Linked DNA regions of Homo sapiens: region 1 is linked to region 2. Evidence: read pairs that join two places in POLR2A ChIA-PET (ENCODE). Cell type or tissue: HepG2. All regions are shown on one strand.

Region 1 (8,000 bases), 1.8 Mb after region 2:
CTCAGATACTCTCACGCCAAACTCTGGGGCCACAGGGCACCCATGGGAAAGAATACGGACCTACTGCCCCACTCCTCAGAGTGTTTCTGATCCTGTGCAAGCTGGTATGAGGAAACTTCTAGAAAACAAGGCTCTGGTCTTCTTGGTTCTCAAGTCCCGGGACCACCTCATCTCAGCATGGTGTTCCGAGCCTGAGATGGAGTACAGGAGGTGGGGAGCAGCCCCTCTCTGATGTCCTGGCTAATTGCCTCTGTGATCCCCTTCTCTGAGGAATTTCCATTCTCTCTTGGCAAGAGTAGAGAGAGGGCTGTATTGGCCCTGGGAATATCCAATCTCCCATTTAGGCCCAAATCCCAACTTTTGATGCTCAAGAGACAAAAATTAATATCTTTTGTTCTTCTCTGTATTTCTGCTGGAACAACCCTTCCCTGAAGTTGTACTAGCAGAAAACCAGGGAAAGGAGTTCATATTTCAAACTATGGCCGCATCATATTTCTATGAATGGTAGTACGGGACTGGGCCTTATCCATCACCCAGGGAGGCATCGTAAGTGGTGGGAAAACCTGGATCTGGATGACCTCAATTCCAGTCCTGGCTCAGCCACTTGCAAGCTTAACGTCTCTGAGCTTGCATCTACCCAAGCAGGCTTGCAGCAGATCTGAAAAATGCATGTGTTAGGCAGAATAATGGCCCTCTCCAAAAGGCATCCCCACCTTCATCCCAGGAACTTGCAAATATGTTGGGTTACGTGGCAGAGGGGAATTAAAGTTGCTCATCAATGACCCTGAGATGGAGATGTTGTCCTAGATTATCTGGGTGGGCTCAGTGTCATCACAATGTCCTTAAAAGTGAGAGAGAGAGAGAGGCAGAAGTAGAGAGAGCCAAAGGAAGATGTGGCCATGGAGGGCAGATCTAGAGAGGGTAGCATGAGAAGGACTCAGCCGTGAGCCTGGGGCTGGTGGGTGGGCACCAGAGCTGGAAAGTTAAGGAGATGATTCCCCCCAGAGCCTCCAGAAGGAACCAGCCCTGCTGACACCTTGGTCTTAGCCCTGTGAGACCCGTGTCAGAGCTACAGTGCTGGAAGATGACAAATGTGTGTGTTTTTAAAGTCACTAAGTTTGGGCCGGGTGCAGTGGCTTACTCTTGTAATCCCAGTACTTTGGAGGCCGAGACGGGCGGGTCACCTGAGATCAGGAGTTCGAGACCAGCCTGGCCAACATGGTGAAACCCCGTCTCCACTAAAAATACAAAAATTAACCAGGAGCGGTATTGCACACCTGTAATCCCAGCTACTTGGGAGGCTGAGGCAGGAGAATCGCTGGAACCCGGGAGGCAGAGGTTGCAGTGAGCTGGGATCATGCCATTGCACTCCAACCTGCATGACAGAGCAAGCCTGTCTCAAAAAAATAAAATAGAATAAAGTCACTAAGTTTGTGATAGTTTGTCACAGCCACAAGAGGAACCCACACAGTGGCTGTGAAAGTCCTTGTGAATGGAAAGCGCTGGCAGAGGGGAGACATCACTCAGTCCAGCCACGCACCACCAGTGCCAGAGGTGGAGCCCAAGCTCCAGCAGGAGAGACACCTGGGTTCTAATGTCACCTTCGCTGCTGGTGAGCACAGGAACCTCAGGCCTGTCACCCCACCTCACTCAGCCTCTCTCCTCCTCTATAGAAATCATCCCTGCCCTCGGGCTGATGGCAAGGTTCAATGAGATGATGCGTGTGATGTGGTTAGCGTGGACCTTGTCCAGGGTGGGCCTGAAAACATTTAGTGGTAAAGACAAAGAAGAAAGGGCAGCCAAAGAGGAGTTACCTTGTTCCGAGTATGAGTGACCTCCAGTTATACAGAGATTGGCAGGTGCTAGGGAGGGATGGATGGATGGATGGATGGATGGGTGGATGGATGGACAAACAGATGGATGGATAGATAGATAGATGGGCGGACAAACACATAGATAGATAGATAGATAGATAGATAGATAGATAGATAGATAGATTAGATAGATACATACATACATACATAGATGGTAGATAGATCAAGATAGATAGATCAAGACAGATGATAGATCAAGAGATGATAGATCAAGATAGGCAGATGATAGATCAAGATAAATGATAGATACATAGATAGATCAAGATACATGATAGATAAATAGCTAGCTAGATGGGATAGATACTTCAAGGTACTTGGATTAGAAATAGTTTCTTAGACATGTAGAATACAAGAATATCCGTTGCAGTTTTATTCATAACCCCAAACTGGAAATAAGCCAAATGACCACAAGCTAAAGAATGGACAAAGCATATGATGGTATATTCATACAAAAGAATATCATTCAGCAAGTAAAAGAACAAACTACCAACACACTCAGCAACACGGGTGGATTTCAAGAGTATTATGTTGGCCAAAAAAGAAGCTGGGCACAAAGAGCCCACGTTGTAAGGTGCATCTACAGTTGATCCAGTTATTCTACATCTTTGTTTAGGTGAAAAAGATGAAGCTTAGTTCGTCTTTAGGCACAAATCATCAGTGATGATGAAAGTCAACATAATGGATGCTCTGGGGGTCGCCACCTGGGAGGGGGAGCGAGGGAGCCCTTGGGGCGTGGGCGGTGTCCTGTGCTTTTACCTGGGTGGTGGTCACGTAGGGGCATATTTGTAAAAACGTACCAAGCTGCACCTTCACAGTGTGTGCCCTTTACCTGTGAAAATTGCACCCCAATAAGAATGAAGAAGATAACAAGAAATGGTAGATTCTACACCCGGAGCCCACAGAGGGACTTAGTTAAGTGTTTGAGGAAGGAAGATAAAGGGGGTTGCCAGGTGTGGGTTCTGGTGTTACTGAGCCTCCCAGTGTCCTTTCCAGATCCTGGGAGCTGGCGAGCATCTCCAGGATCCTCAGGTTCGTCCCAGGAGGATAAGCAGCCTGTGAGTCGGTGCTGTCCCTGGCTAACGGCTTTCCTGGGCTGCCTCCACAACCCAGGACCTGCCACACACAAGCAAGGTAGGGAGGACAGCCTCTCCTGTACCCGAGCCCAGCAGGGAAGCCACACCCTCCCCGTCGGGCTTCTCCTGCTGTTGGCCCTGGGGACTTACCCAGCAGGGAAAGCCACCTCCTGCCCAAGCTGCCCCTACAGTCCCGATCTCCGCCCCCTTCCTCCTCTTTCTCCTCCCCTTCTCCCCTTCTCCCCTCTCTCCTCCTCCTCTTCCTCCTCCTCTTCTTCCTCCACTTTTCCTTCCCTCATCCTCCTCTCCTTCCTCTTCCTCCTCCTTCTCCCCCTCTCCTTCCTTCTCCTCCTCCTCTTCCTCTTTCTCCTCCCCCTCTCCCCTCTCTCCTTTTCCTCTTCCTCCTCCTCCTCTTCCTCCTCTTCCTCCTCTTTTCCTTCCCTCTTCCTCCTCTTCTGCCTCCTCCTCTCCACCCCCCTCCTCCTCCTCTTCTTCACTGGGGAGGAAGAGACCATACAAGTGTCCCCGCCAACCTGCGGTCACGTGGCCTCCGTCAGCACAGGGCCCTGGCACATCTGTTTCCTCCCACCCTCCAGCTAGGACTGCTGAGCAGGGCAGTTTTCAGAGCACGGAGCTGGAGGGAGGGGCCTGAGCCAGGCAAGTGTGGCCTGTAAGGCCCTTGGAGACCCCGGAGCAGCCGTGGGCCACACTGTGGCTTGCCCCTAGACTCAGGGCCCCAGGGGCTTTGTGCAAACAATGCTGAGGGAGAGTGGCCAATTAGGGGTACCCTCCTGGCTCCCCAAACTCCTGCTGAGCCTCTCTCTCGCTGGTGCTGGAGCTCTCGGGGTCCATGCTAATATGGGTAGAAAAGAACCTTCTGGAAGGCATGTTCAGCATCCCCTTACCACCCAACCTGGAGCCAGGCATGAAGAATGATGGTGGTCAGGGAGGCAGCTGCTGTTGAGCTGACTTTGAACTTGAACTATTTTGAAATCCAGCTCATAAATTTCCAGCCCAGCCCGGGGCCTCCCCTTCGGGTCTGGGTGTGGAATCTGTCGAGGGGCCCTGGGTCTGCAGCACAATGCCGCATTTACAGAGCTGCGCTGCCAGTGCCTGAGTGTGTGTGTGAGTGTGTGTGTACCTGGGGACAGAGTGTTTGTGCACGGTGCCAAAGGGAGGGCCCCGCACATCTGGAAAGTGTCAGGTTTAATGCCCAAAGCCACGGGCCCAGGTCAGCTAAAAGTACATGTTTGCTTCCAGCCGCAGCTGTGCAAACTCCCGCTGCTCGGGCTGTGCTGGGCTCAGTCAAGTTCCCTCAAAGACAGTGGCCCCTTTGTCAGACTCCATTCCAATCCCCCGTTTCAAAGTCACTGGCCTGCCACGGGGCCCCCTGCCACAAACAGCTGCGGGGCAGCATCTGTCTGAGGCTGCATTCATTCCACCAGGAGAAGGAAAATACAGCAATTTAGGGTCTCGAATCTACGGCTCATCCAACAGACTGCACCCCTCCCATCCCTGTGAAACCTCTCTGTCTCAGTGGTCACACACCCGCCACCTTGGTCCTCATCAGGGCACAGCACAGCCGATGGCAGATGCAGCCCTTGCCCGCGGGGAGCTGGTTGTGCTCCATTTGCTAAATTGTGGTTGTCGCTCGGAAAATCGTCTCCCTGCAGATGTGGTTTGGTTTATGTTTGGAGGCTGAGAGGAGCACAAACCTGTGTGTGTGTGCATGTGTGTGTGTGTGCATGCGTGTGTGCATGTGTGTGCGCGTGTGCACGCGTGTGTGAGCGCGTGTGTAAATGCACTCATGTGCATTGGCGTGCACACACGTTCGTGCATAAGAGATGGGGGTAGATTAGGAACAGTGGGAGAAAACCAGTATCAGCCTGGGCTCGCCCCTCAAGCAGAGCTGTAGCTGAAGGCTGGTGAGAGGCCGTGTGTGGGAATCGGGCCCAGGAGCAGGGCTGGGGCTGGGAAGTGAAGGAGGGGGCGCCCATGAACAGATCCTTAGGGGCTGGTGCAGCATCCAGCGGGAGCTGCCCAGGAGTCTCCTGAAAGCAGCCGCAGAAGTGTTCCCCCGCAGATGAAAAGGGAAGCATTGTCTATCAGCCGCTGCCCCCCATTGGTCACAGGGCGGGGAGGGGGGCTCTGTATATGTCAGCCCTGCCCTCACACTCCTGGGTTTCCCAGGCAGGGGGTCCAAGCAGGTTCTTGCAGGTACAACACACACCGCAGCATCCGCAAAACCCTGGGGGAGGAAGCAAGAGGTGCGGGGTGTGCACTAAGGTGAGAGCCATCCCATGGCACCTGCGGGGAGCTGCTCTCTGCAGAAACGGGGTAAAACATGGGTTGAGAGGAGCCCAACGGGGCACGGGAAGGGGCCCAGGCAGCCAGCGTGGGTCCCGGGCAGCCAGCATGAGTCCAGCCAGCGTGGGTCCTGGGACAGCCAGCGTGGGTCTCGGCTGAGCACAGGAAGGGGCCCCGGGCAGCCAGTGTGAGTCCTGTCAGCGTGGATCCCAGGGCAGCCAGTGTGGGTCCCGGGCAGCCGGCATGAGTCCTGAGGCAGCCAGCGTGGGTCCCGGGCAGCCGGCGTGGGTCCCCAGCCTGAGCCTGCCTGCTCTGCCTTTTGCTGGAATGTTGCTCTCCCCACAGCTGCCGGCCTGTGGGAGCCAAGAGCTTCTCCCTCACCAGCCAAAGAAGAGGCCAGGAGCTTCTCCCTCACCAGCCAATGGGTTCTGGGGCATTCCAGTCTTGGACCTTCTCCCCAAGGAGGACTGACAAGGGCTGGGGAAGCTCACCAGGGCACCGCCCCTCAGTGGTTTCCCAGCAGCCCTGGAAGGAAGCGCGCATTGTTTGCACAGCTGGTTATTTTTCAGGTCGAGAAAACGTGATGTGATTGGCAGTCAGTGTCCTGGGGGTCTGTCTGCTCTGGGGGCTGGGTGGGTAGCACCCTAACCAGCTCTGGTCTCCCTCCACTGCCCAAGTTACAATCGCCATCGATGCCCCTCTAGTGGATGCACGTATGATGATGACGGCGATGACAATCACCACAGCTAACACTGCGACAGCACTCACTTTGTGCCAACCACTGCTTGACATGCTTCCCACATACGAACTCACTCAGTTTTTACAACAACCCTATTTGGTAGATGCTGTTATGAGCCCCATTTTACAGACAAGGAAACTGAGGCAAGGGAGGCTAAGTCACTTTTCCAAGTAATAAATAGTATGTTAGATGGCGATCTGTAGGGAGAGGCCAGTGGCTATTTTGAACAACAATACAACCTACCAGCTATATGTTATGACATACATGAACAGTGGACTCCACCTCCTACCTCTTTAGAAAATTGGGATATTTTCCCAATACTACAGTGTCTGGAGTTATCAAACTAACAGCAGTTCAATTGTCTCATCTATCAGCATTCTGACAACTCTAGGGTATAATCTGGATATTTATGGGGAGACCCTGACCTACCGGGCACTTGCAGGGGTGGGTGACCCCAAAAATATCCAAATTATATTCCAGAGTTGTCAGAATGCTGATAGATGAGATGAGTGAGCTGTTGCTGCTTTGATAACTCCAGACACTATAGTATTGGGAAAATACCCCAATTTTCTAAAGAGGTAGGAGGTGGATTCTGCTCTTCAAGTACATAGTAATATGTAGCTGGGGGGTTGTATTATGGTTCCAAATAGCCACTGCCCTTCCCTGGGGCTGCATCCCACACTTCTGTATGTCCTTGCTCCGTTGATAGCAGGCTTCACCATGTGACTTGTTTTGGCCAATAGGTATGAACAAAAGAAACATGCTTCACTTCTGGGCAGAATCCCCAAGAGCTACCATGAGGTCCTCCGCTTCTCTTTTCTCCCTACCACAAGACTGACATGACTCCAAGAGGGACTGCTCCTTTAGCCTGGGTCCCTAGAATGAAGATTGATATGCAGAAAAACTTCAGCCAGCCTGCAATGGACTTGTGGGGTTAGCAATAAGCTTTTGTTGTTATAAGCCACTGAGAGCCAGGGGCTGTATGTTACTGTGGCAGAACTTAGCTGAAGCTGACTAACACTGTTACTAACAGAATCATTTTCAAATGTAGAAAATAAAAGTGGTCTCTGAAAGCTGCTATGAGTTCACATAGAACAAGTCACACCTGACAAATGCCTTTTATATATTTGATAGGGTTACACGAGTGATACAGAGAGGAATTTTGTAGTATAAGGATATCTGAAGTTCAGCTTGCATTATCAAAAACTTTGCCTCTGTTTCCCATAAATAAGATAGAGAAATGTGAGCTGGGTAAGAGCATGATTAAATGGTTTCATAACCATTACAGTGAGGAACCAAGAAGGGCTGATTTCATGTGGCTGATGCCAACCTGCTGAAAGGTCTCTAATGGTATGTCACAGGGCTCTACCCTTGTTTCACTCAGTTCAGTGTTTTCATTAATGATTTTTCACAAGGCCTTCAAAACCTAGGCTGATCACATTAAAAAATGATACAAAGCTGGGGAGAACAGTCTGGTAAACCATGAAATATTTTTGGCAGAGCAGAACAAGATGAATTGTAACAGAGATCAAACAACGTCTTAAAAAACCAGAAGGGGCCAGGTGCAGCGGCTTATCTCTATAATTCCGGCACTTTGGGAGGCCGAGGCGGGTGGATCACGAGATTGAGACCATCCTGGTCAACACGGTGAAACTCCATCTCTACTAAAATGCAAAAAATTAGCCGGGCATGGTGGCGTGCACCTGTAATCCCAGCTACTCAGGAAGCTGAAGCAGGGGAATCGCTTGAACTCGGGAGGCAGAAGTTGCAGTGAGCTGAGATCGAGCCACCGCACTCCAGCCTGGCGACAGGGCAAGACTCTGTCAAAAACAAACAAACAAACAAATAAAAACCCACAAGGCCTGGAAATGGAAGTCATAGATTCATAGCAGCATGTATGAAAATGATAAGCTCGGTGTGAGTTATTATTATTAAATGCCAATATTCATTGAGCACTCCCAGTGTATCAGACAGCGTGCCAAGGACTGACTTGACACAATTCCCTCA
Region 2 (8,000 bases):
TATTTATTACCTATTATCATAAATTAAATCAAGTTTTTAGGATAAACTCTACAATTTAATTCTCATGTTTATTCATCTCAAATACAAAGAGTACTGTTTTAAATTATTTACTGAAAAAATTTAATGTCTTAAAATATGAACACAAATTTGAAAAGATTTCAAATTAAAGGACACTGTTTTAAATTATTTACTGAAAAAATTTAATGTCTTAAAATATGAACACAAATTTGAAAAGATTTCAAATTAAAGGACACAAGATTTCAAATTAAAGGAACAAAGAAAGTTCCTTCATGTCATACAATAACATAAATGTGTTGAAAACATTAGAAAGCTCTTGTTCAAAGACTTTTCTTAACATGAGAAAAATTTACCATTGGGCAATCTTTCATTTGGTGTTCTTCAGAACCACAATTGAAACAGTGAGGCTTTGGCCTATTTGGTCAAAAGACAAAGATTTTTATAATGTCAATAAAAATAGAAAAGCAAATCAATAAAATTCTATATGACAGCAAAGTGTATCAGAGAGACAAGAAAGCAAGTTGATCACAGATCACTAATATCTGCAACAAGAAGTACACTTTAATCTCCTTTATTTAGTGATTTAAATAGTACTATGCAGAGTCTTTTAACCAAGAACCCTTCTGTTCCTGACTGATCTGTTACCTCTTTTGAGTTTTTTCAGTGGTTAACAACGAAGAATCAAGGTGAACACATTGATCATATTTCCGTTAGGTAACATGGAAAGAAGGCAGATGGTTATAAGACTGCAATCAAATTGACAGCAACAATTATACCTTTCCACCCACCCAGGCACATTAGGTGAGAACCAATGAATTCCAGGAAGCAGATGATTCATTTAAACATTTAACATATATGTATGGATTAAAATTCTAGCTCAATCTGTAATTAACCTTAGAGTAAACCAGCAGTAAAGAACATGAACTTTTCAAGCCAAAAGTTTATGATTTTGGTTAAAAAAGTAAATAAGTAAAACAAAACAACTCCCCACACAAACCTTTTTGCCTTTACTTGTATTTCTTGCCCTTCTAGAGAAACAATGTGGCTGAAGACTTGATGGTACCTTTAGTGAATTTTATTAAGGAATAGTTATCATGGTCTGCAAAATTTGGAAATTGTTTTAAAGGTGAACTTAGTGGCAAGATGCATAAAAGATCTTCATTCACTATGTAGGATACTTGGGTATTTCCCATCCTTCGGAAAGCTGAGGGTTTTCATTTAGAAGCGGTTGCCCCAATTTATCAAGGCAAAAATTAGTAAAATACAGGACACTTCCTACAACCTGCAGAAAACAAGTCAAAAAATATTGCTATTTAAGCAGAAAAAAAGACATTAAATAATGTAAGATTATGATTAACTGTTTTAACAATTTATTTTTGGATGGAATTATTAGAAATAATAACTTCCTTGTTATTAAGGAGCCAGACTTTGATGTGTAAGTAGAAACTACATCGTCAGTTCCCTCTCTCTGCTAGATCAGTTTTTCCTCTGTATTGGATCATGACTATCAGCTGCATTCTCTACAGAATTCAAACAAAAAATGAAAACCTTGACTCTCATATTTCCCTCCAATGCCCCATTTCATTGCTTCTCTTTGCAAGACATGCAGACCCTTTAGTTATTGTTTCCATTTCCTTTCTTCCCATTTACTCTTTTCTTATCCCTCCAGTTCTTTTTGAAAAAATTCCATACAGACAAGTTGGAAAAGTGGTACAATGAATACCCAATGTATCCTTCACCTAAACAACTGTTAATAGTTTAACATTTTTGTCTGCCTCTCTCTCTCTTTACACATACACCGAACACACACACATACACTTTTTTGTTTGTTTTGAGATAGGGTCTCTGTTGCCCAGGCTGGAGTACAGTGGTGCAATCTTGGCTTACTGCAACCTCCACCTGCCAGGCTCAAACGATCCTCCCACCTCAGCCTCCTGAGAAGCTGGGACCACAAGCACGGTCAGCTATTTTTTTGCCCAGCTATTTTTTTGTATTTTTAGTAGAGGCAGTCTTGCCATGTTGCCCAGGCTGGTCTCAAACTCCTGAGCTTAAGCGATCCACCCGACTCAGCCTCCCAAAATGTTAGGATTACAGCCGTGAACCACTGCACCTGGCCTCACATATACTCTTTAATTTTTTTTTTTTTTTTGAGGCAGGGTCTTGCTCTGTTGTCCAGGCTGGAATGCAGTGGCATGATCTTGGCTCACTGTAACTTCAAAGTCCTGGGCTAAAATGATCCTCCTGCCTCAGTCTCCTGAGTAGTTGTGTCACTACACACAGCTAATTTTTTTTTTTGAGATGGGGTCTTGCTATGTTGTCCAGGCTGGTCTTAAACTCCTGGCCTCAAGCAATCCTCCCGCCTCAGCCTCCCAAAGTGCTGGGACTACAGGTGTTGAGCCACTGTGCCTGGCCTCCATTTTTTTAATGACACTGCCCTCTCTCTTGAACATTTCCAGTAATGCTTCTATACATATCACTGGGCTGAGCTCCTAACAATGGAGCTTCCCAATGACCTCCATGCAGCCAAATTCAATGAACAGTTCTCACTCTTCATCTTTCTTAACCTAGCTGTGACAATTGACACAATTCTTCCTTCCTCCTAAAAACATCTTCCTCCCTTGTCTTCTAGGACATGCTTCTCCGTTCTCTTCTTTCCTTGCTGACTGAGCCTCGCTCTTCTGTGCTAGACTCTTCTCATCCCTCTATCTTCCATGTATTAGAGTGCCCTAGGTCTCAGTCCTCCTCTCCACTTTCACTACTCAGGTGGTTCATCCTGACCCATGGTATGTAGTATAATATGTATGCTTACGACTTCTAAAGGTCAAGTTATTATTATTATTTTTTGAGACGGAGTTTCGCTCTTGTTGCCCAGGCTGGAGTGCCATGGCGCAATCTCAGCTCACTGCAACCTCCGGTTGAACCTCCTGGGTTCAAGCGATTCTCCTGCCTCAGCCTCTCAAGTAGCTGGGATTACAGGCATGCACCACCACACCCGGCTAATTTTGTATTTTTAGTAGAGACGGGGTTTCTTCATGTTGGTCAGGCTGGTCTCAAACTCTCGACCTCAGGTGATCTGCCCGCCTTGGCCTCCCAAAGTGCTGGGATTACTGGCATGAGCCACTGCGCCTGGCCTAAGTTATCACTTTTTAATTATTATTTTTTCACTGGGAGCATAGATTGAAGTTGCCCTGAATATATGTTCTCCTTTACGGTCAAGTTCTGATCAGTCCTAACCTCCAATTTTATATATGGAAGTGTCAACTTGACAGCTCTCAAGGGGCGTGTGAGTGGCATCTCAAACTCACCTGCTTAAAACTGCACTGGATTTCTAGCCCCCTCCAAACCTGCTCCTCCTCTAGTCTTCCCCATCAGAGAAAATATGACGACATCCTTTTTTTTTTTTTTCTGAGATGGAGTCTCGCTCTGTCGCCCAGGCTGGAGTGCAGTGGCGCGATCTCGGCTCACTGCAAGCTCTGCCTTCCAGGTTCATGCCATTCTCCCGCCTCAGCCTCATGAGTAGCTGGGACTACAGGCGCCCACCACCACGCCTGGCTAATTTTTTACGACGACATTCTTACTGGCACTCGGGCCAAAAACCTGAGTCACTCCGATGACTCTTTTGCTCTCATATTCTGCGTCCAATTCATCAACACATTTGATCAGCTCTACTTCCCCAGTACATCCACGTTCTAAGCACTTCTCAGCAGCACCACTCTCACTCCAGTCTCAGTACCAGTTTCTCTCACCTGAGTTGAATACAATAACTTCCTAACTGGTTTTCAGCTTCCACAGATAACCAGCTACAGACTATTTTCCACACAGAACCCAGCTCTTTTAAAAAGTCAATTCATGGCCAGGCGTGGTGGCTCATGCCTGTAATCCTAGCACTTTGGGAGGCCGCGGTGGGTGGATCACAAAGTCAGGAGTTTGAGACCAGCCTGACCAACATGGTGAAACCCCATCTCTACTAAAAATACAAAAATTAGCCAGGTGTGGTGGTGCACACCTGTGATCCCAGCTACTCAGGAGGCTGAGGCAGGAGAATTGCTTGAATCTGGGAGGGGGAGGTTGCAGTAAGCTGAGATTGTGCCATGGCACTCTAGCCTGGGTGACAGAGCGAGAGGCTGTCTCAAAAAAAAAAAAAAAAAAAAAAAAAAGTCAATTCATATCATGTTACATTTCTACTTAAAACCCTCTATCACTTCTCATCTTACAGTAAAATCTAAAGTCCTCATTACAGTCTGTTGCACAACCTACAGATTCAGACCACGTGCTCCAGACTCCAAGGGCCTGGCTTTTTTTTTGAGAGAGAGAGTCTCGCTCTGTTGCCCAGGCTGGAGTGAAGTGGCATGATCTCGGCTCACTGCAACCTCTGTCTCCCGGGTTCTAGCGATTCTCCTGCCTCAGCCCCCTGAGTAGCTGGGATTATGGGCTTCAGTCACCATACCCAGCTAATTTTTGTATTTTTAGTAGAGATGAGGTTTTGCCACGTTGGCCAGGCTGGTCTCCAACTCCTGACCTCAGGTGATCCACCTGCCTTGGCCTCCCAAAGTGCTGGGATTACAGATGTGAGCCGCCGTGCCAGGCCACGGGCCTGGTTTTAAGCCCTGCCCTGGCTTTGCCACTCACTAACCCACTGGCGAGTTACTTAGCTTTCCACCTGTTTCCTCATCTGTACAACTGAAGCCTAAGAGCACCTTCATGAGTAATACCTTTAATGAGCTTAGAACTTACATGCCAGGTAGTGCTCCTGCCTTGGGGCTTTCTACTTACCTTCCTACTGCCTGGAGTGCCCCATTCAAAGCACAGCCTTCACTTACTTCCTCAATGCATCCAAGGTTCGGTTCAGAGAGGCTGTCAGTCACTATACAAACCACCTACCCCACAGCTACTCTGCTTTCTCTGCTTTATTTTTCTTCAGGGCACTACCTTCCCTGACTACAATGTAATTCGATGAGAGCTGGGACTTTGCCCTTCTTTTCACTGCTGTCTCCCTGGAACCTAGAAGGATCCCTGGGACAAAACAGCATTCACTAAATATTTTCGTATTTTTTAAAGGTCTAAATTAATAAACAAAATTCCCAGTTTCTAGGCAAGTGCCACTTTCAATCCCAGAACCTTAGGGTCAGAAGGAAAATGAAAAACTACCTCATTCAAATTCAGAAATTTTTCTTTAAAGTGTCCGGATAACATCTCAGTCCCTATTTGACTCCAGTAATACTGAATTCACTTTTATGAATGAGAAGTGCCATTTCACTTGTTTTTTTTCTTTTTTCTTTTGAATGCCAGGTCATATCATTTTTCACATCTCTTATAGAAACTTGAACTTTCTAAAGGTTGAGTTGAAATGTACCTTCTTGTACTCAATTCAATCACTGGTCTTAATTCTGCCACTTGGCACTTTAAAGGGTGATTTAAAATAAGTTTTAGTCTTTTACAAATAACAACCTTTATCCTATTTGTAGAGATGCGACATCCTTTGTAAATTTTTCTTTCAATAAAGTCTGTGGGCTCTTCATCATCCCAGTAGGCCCATATCTCTTTCTTTTTTATATACACATATGTATCTATACATACATATATATATATATTTTGTTTGTTTGTTTGTTTTCTGAGACAGGGTCTTGCTCTGTCACCTAGACTGGAGTGCAGTGGCACAATCATGGCTCACTGCAGCCTTGACCTCAAGCAGTCCTCCCACTTCAGCCTCCTGAGTAGCTGGGACTACAGGTCCATGCCACCACACTTGGCTAATTTTTTTTTTTTTTGAGACAGAGTCTCACTCTGTTGTCCAGGCTGGAGTGCAGTGGCAAATCTCGGCTCACTGCAGCCTCAGTCTCTTGGGTTCAAAGCAATTTCCGTGACTCAGTCTCCCGAGTAGCTGGGACTACAGGTGTGCACCACCACACTTGGCTAATTTTTGTATTTTCAGTAGAGACAAGGTTTCGCCATGACAGCCAGGCTGGTCTCGAACTCCTGACCTCAAGTGATCCATCGGCCTCAGCCTCCCAAAGTCCTGGGATTACAGGTGTGAGCCACTTCGCCCAGCCACACTTGGCTAATTTCTTAAGAATTTTTCATAGAGATGAGTTCTGGCTATGTTGCCCAGGCTAGTCTGGAACTCCTGGACTCAGGTAATCCTTCCACCTTGGCCTCCCAGAACACTGGGGATTACAGATGTGAGCCACTGCACCCAGCCTAAAATTGTGGTATACTAATATGGGATAATACTACATAAACATGAAAACCAGTTTTCCTTCAATATTATAGAATCCACTATTACATTACCTTTTAAAATATTATATGCTGCGCTGGGCACAGTGGCTCACATCTGTAATCCCAACACTCTGGGAGGCCAAGGAGGGTGGATCACAAAGTCAGGAGTTCGAGACCAGCCTGGCCAACATGGTGAAACCCTGTCCCTACTAAAAATACAAAAATTAGCTGGGCGTGGTGGCGGGTGCCTGTAATCCCAGCTACTCGGGAAGCTGAGGCAGGAGAATTGCTTGAACCCGGGAGGCGGAGGTTGCAGTGAGCCGAGATTGCACCATTGCACTCCAGCCTGGACGACAGGGCAAGACTCCGTTTCAAAAAAAAAAAAAAAAAAATTATAAGCTGCAAAATCATACTACTACATTGTATTAACACTAACGAATTTTGCACAGGTATTGAAAGGCTGTAGCCTAAATGTAGGTCATCCCTGTTAACTTCTTCTGTTTTTCACCCACCATTTGAGACTGTCAACACTTTAAATTCCAAATTTGCCATCTGTTACATTAGCTATCTATCCCTCTCAGCTTTAGCCATGTATAAGTTCAACAAGCATGCTTTCTATATCTTCATCCAACTTCTTGAATAAACACAGTGGTTGGTCAATACAAAAACAAAGTTCTCCAAAGTATGTTTACTGTGCCCCAGGTCACAACGCAATCATTATTAAACAGCAAACTGAGGCTAAAGTCCAAACTGCTATTTACCACAAAAAGATGCTGTTATCAAGTGAAGACATATGACTATACTACTTTATCTTTTAAACGCCACCCAGTTGACATAGGATAGGAAACACCTATTGGCTGAATTCAAAACTGAAATGTCCAAACTTACACTGAAAGCTTCCTTGTTGTTTTTAATGGCACAGGACTCTTCCACTTTGTGGTCCTCCTCTAGCACAATACTGGATGGCTAATACAAAGAAAAACACATATTACAACCGGTAACCAATTTTTAACCAGTTTAAATGGAAGTTAGTAAGTTTAGAAATTAAGCTAAGAATGTTTATGAACGACATTTCATGTGGGAGAATGGAAGATGTAAAAGGAGAGCTTCTTCTGAAGCACTAGCATGCACTACAACTTCTTTTTTAACCAGTATTAATTATGCCGCTTTCAACACTTTAAACTGGCAAGGCAGATAACCAGAAAGATCAAAAATATATAGTTTTACATTACTGGTCAATATTGATAATATAACCCTCACAGACCTCAAGCCACTACAAAAGTTTCCTTGAATCAAAAATAATATTCAGTATGAATTTTATTGTTAAATGTATTTTGTTTGCTGAATCTTTAAAAATTGTACAGAATACATAAAAACCAAAGGCAATAAAAAACGTAATCAATCAGAACACTGTTCTCCAAAGCCTGAGGATAAACAGCTAAAGTTCCTTATTTGAGAAATACTACTTACCTTAATTTTTAATAAAAAAAAAAAAGACCCAGAAATCATAACTCTGATTCTCCTCTCTCTCTCTCTCTTTTTTTTAAAACATAAATGCGTGATCTAATATTCACATAGTAAAACTTCTCAGATTTCTTTGGGCACACAATTAATTTTCTAAAAACAAGTAGAGGGAAAAAAGGATAGTCCACAAGCCTGTTGGTTTTAGATAAAAGGAATCCATCTTTTATAAACCCCAGAAACTTAGATTTTTTTCTGGCCTAAAATTAATTTTCTACCCAAAACCACATGTCCAAGTCAGGCAA

What was found. Peaks named below come from ENCODE experiments on the same cell type or tissue, not always from the same donor. Only the 100,000 strongest peaks of a DNase experiment are listed, where the experiment ranks them.
Region 1: POLR2A ChIA-PET joins it to region 2 with 7 read pairs; 1 of 35 experiments calls an interaction of 5 or more read pairs at or near these places.

The regions. Positions count from the first base shown.
Region 1 is chr12:124,274,517-124,282,516 of GRCh38, forward strand. The region is part of intron 3 of ZNF664-RFLNA (ZNF664-RFLNA readthrough); the gene reads left to right. Among named protein-coding and RNA genes, the nearest start is that of RFLNA, 17 kb to the right of the region's middle. In HepG2, no CTCF peak of the experiment used is centred here; a DNase peak (open chromatin) is centred at 4,065; H3K27me3 peaks cover 495 bases.
Region 2 is chr12:122,482,264-122,490,263 of GRCh38, forward strand. ZCCHC8 (zinc finger CCHC-type containing 8) reads right to left here. Exons shown (of 14, transcript NM_017612.5): 5 at 7,123-7,200; 6 at 1,197-1,300; 7 at 1,016-1,081; 8 at 372-432. Among named protein-coding and RNA genes, the nearest start is that of ZCCHC8, 15 kb to the right of the region's middle. In HepG2, no CTCF peak of the experiment used is centred here; DNase peaks (open chromatin) are centred at 4,258 and 6,978; H3K4me3 peaks cover 475 bases.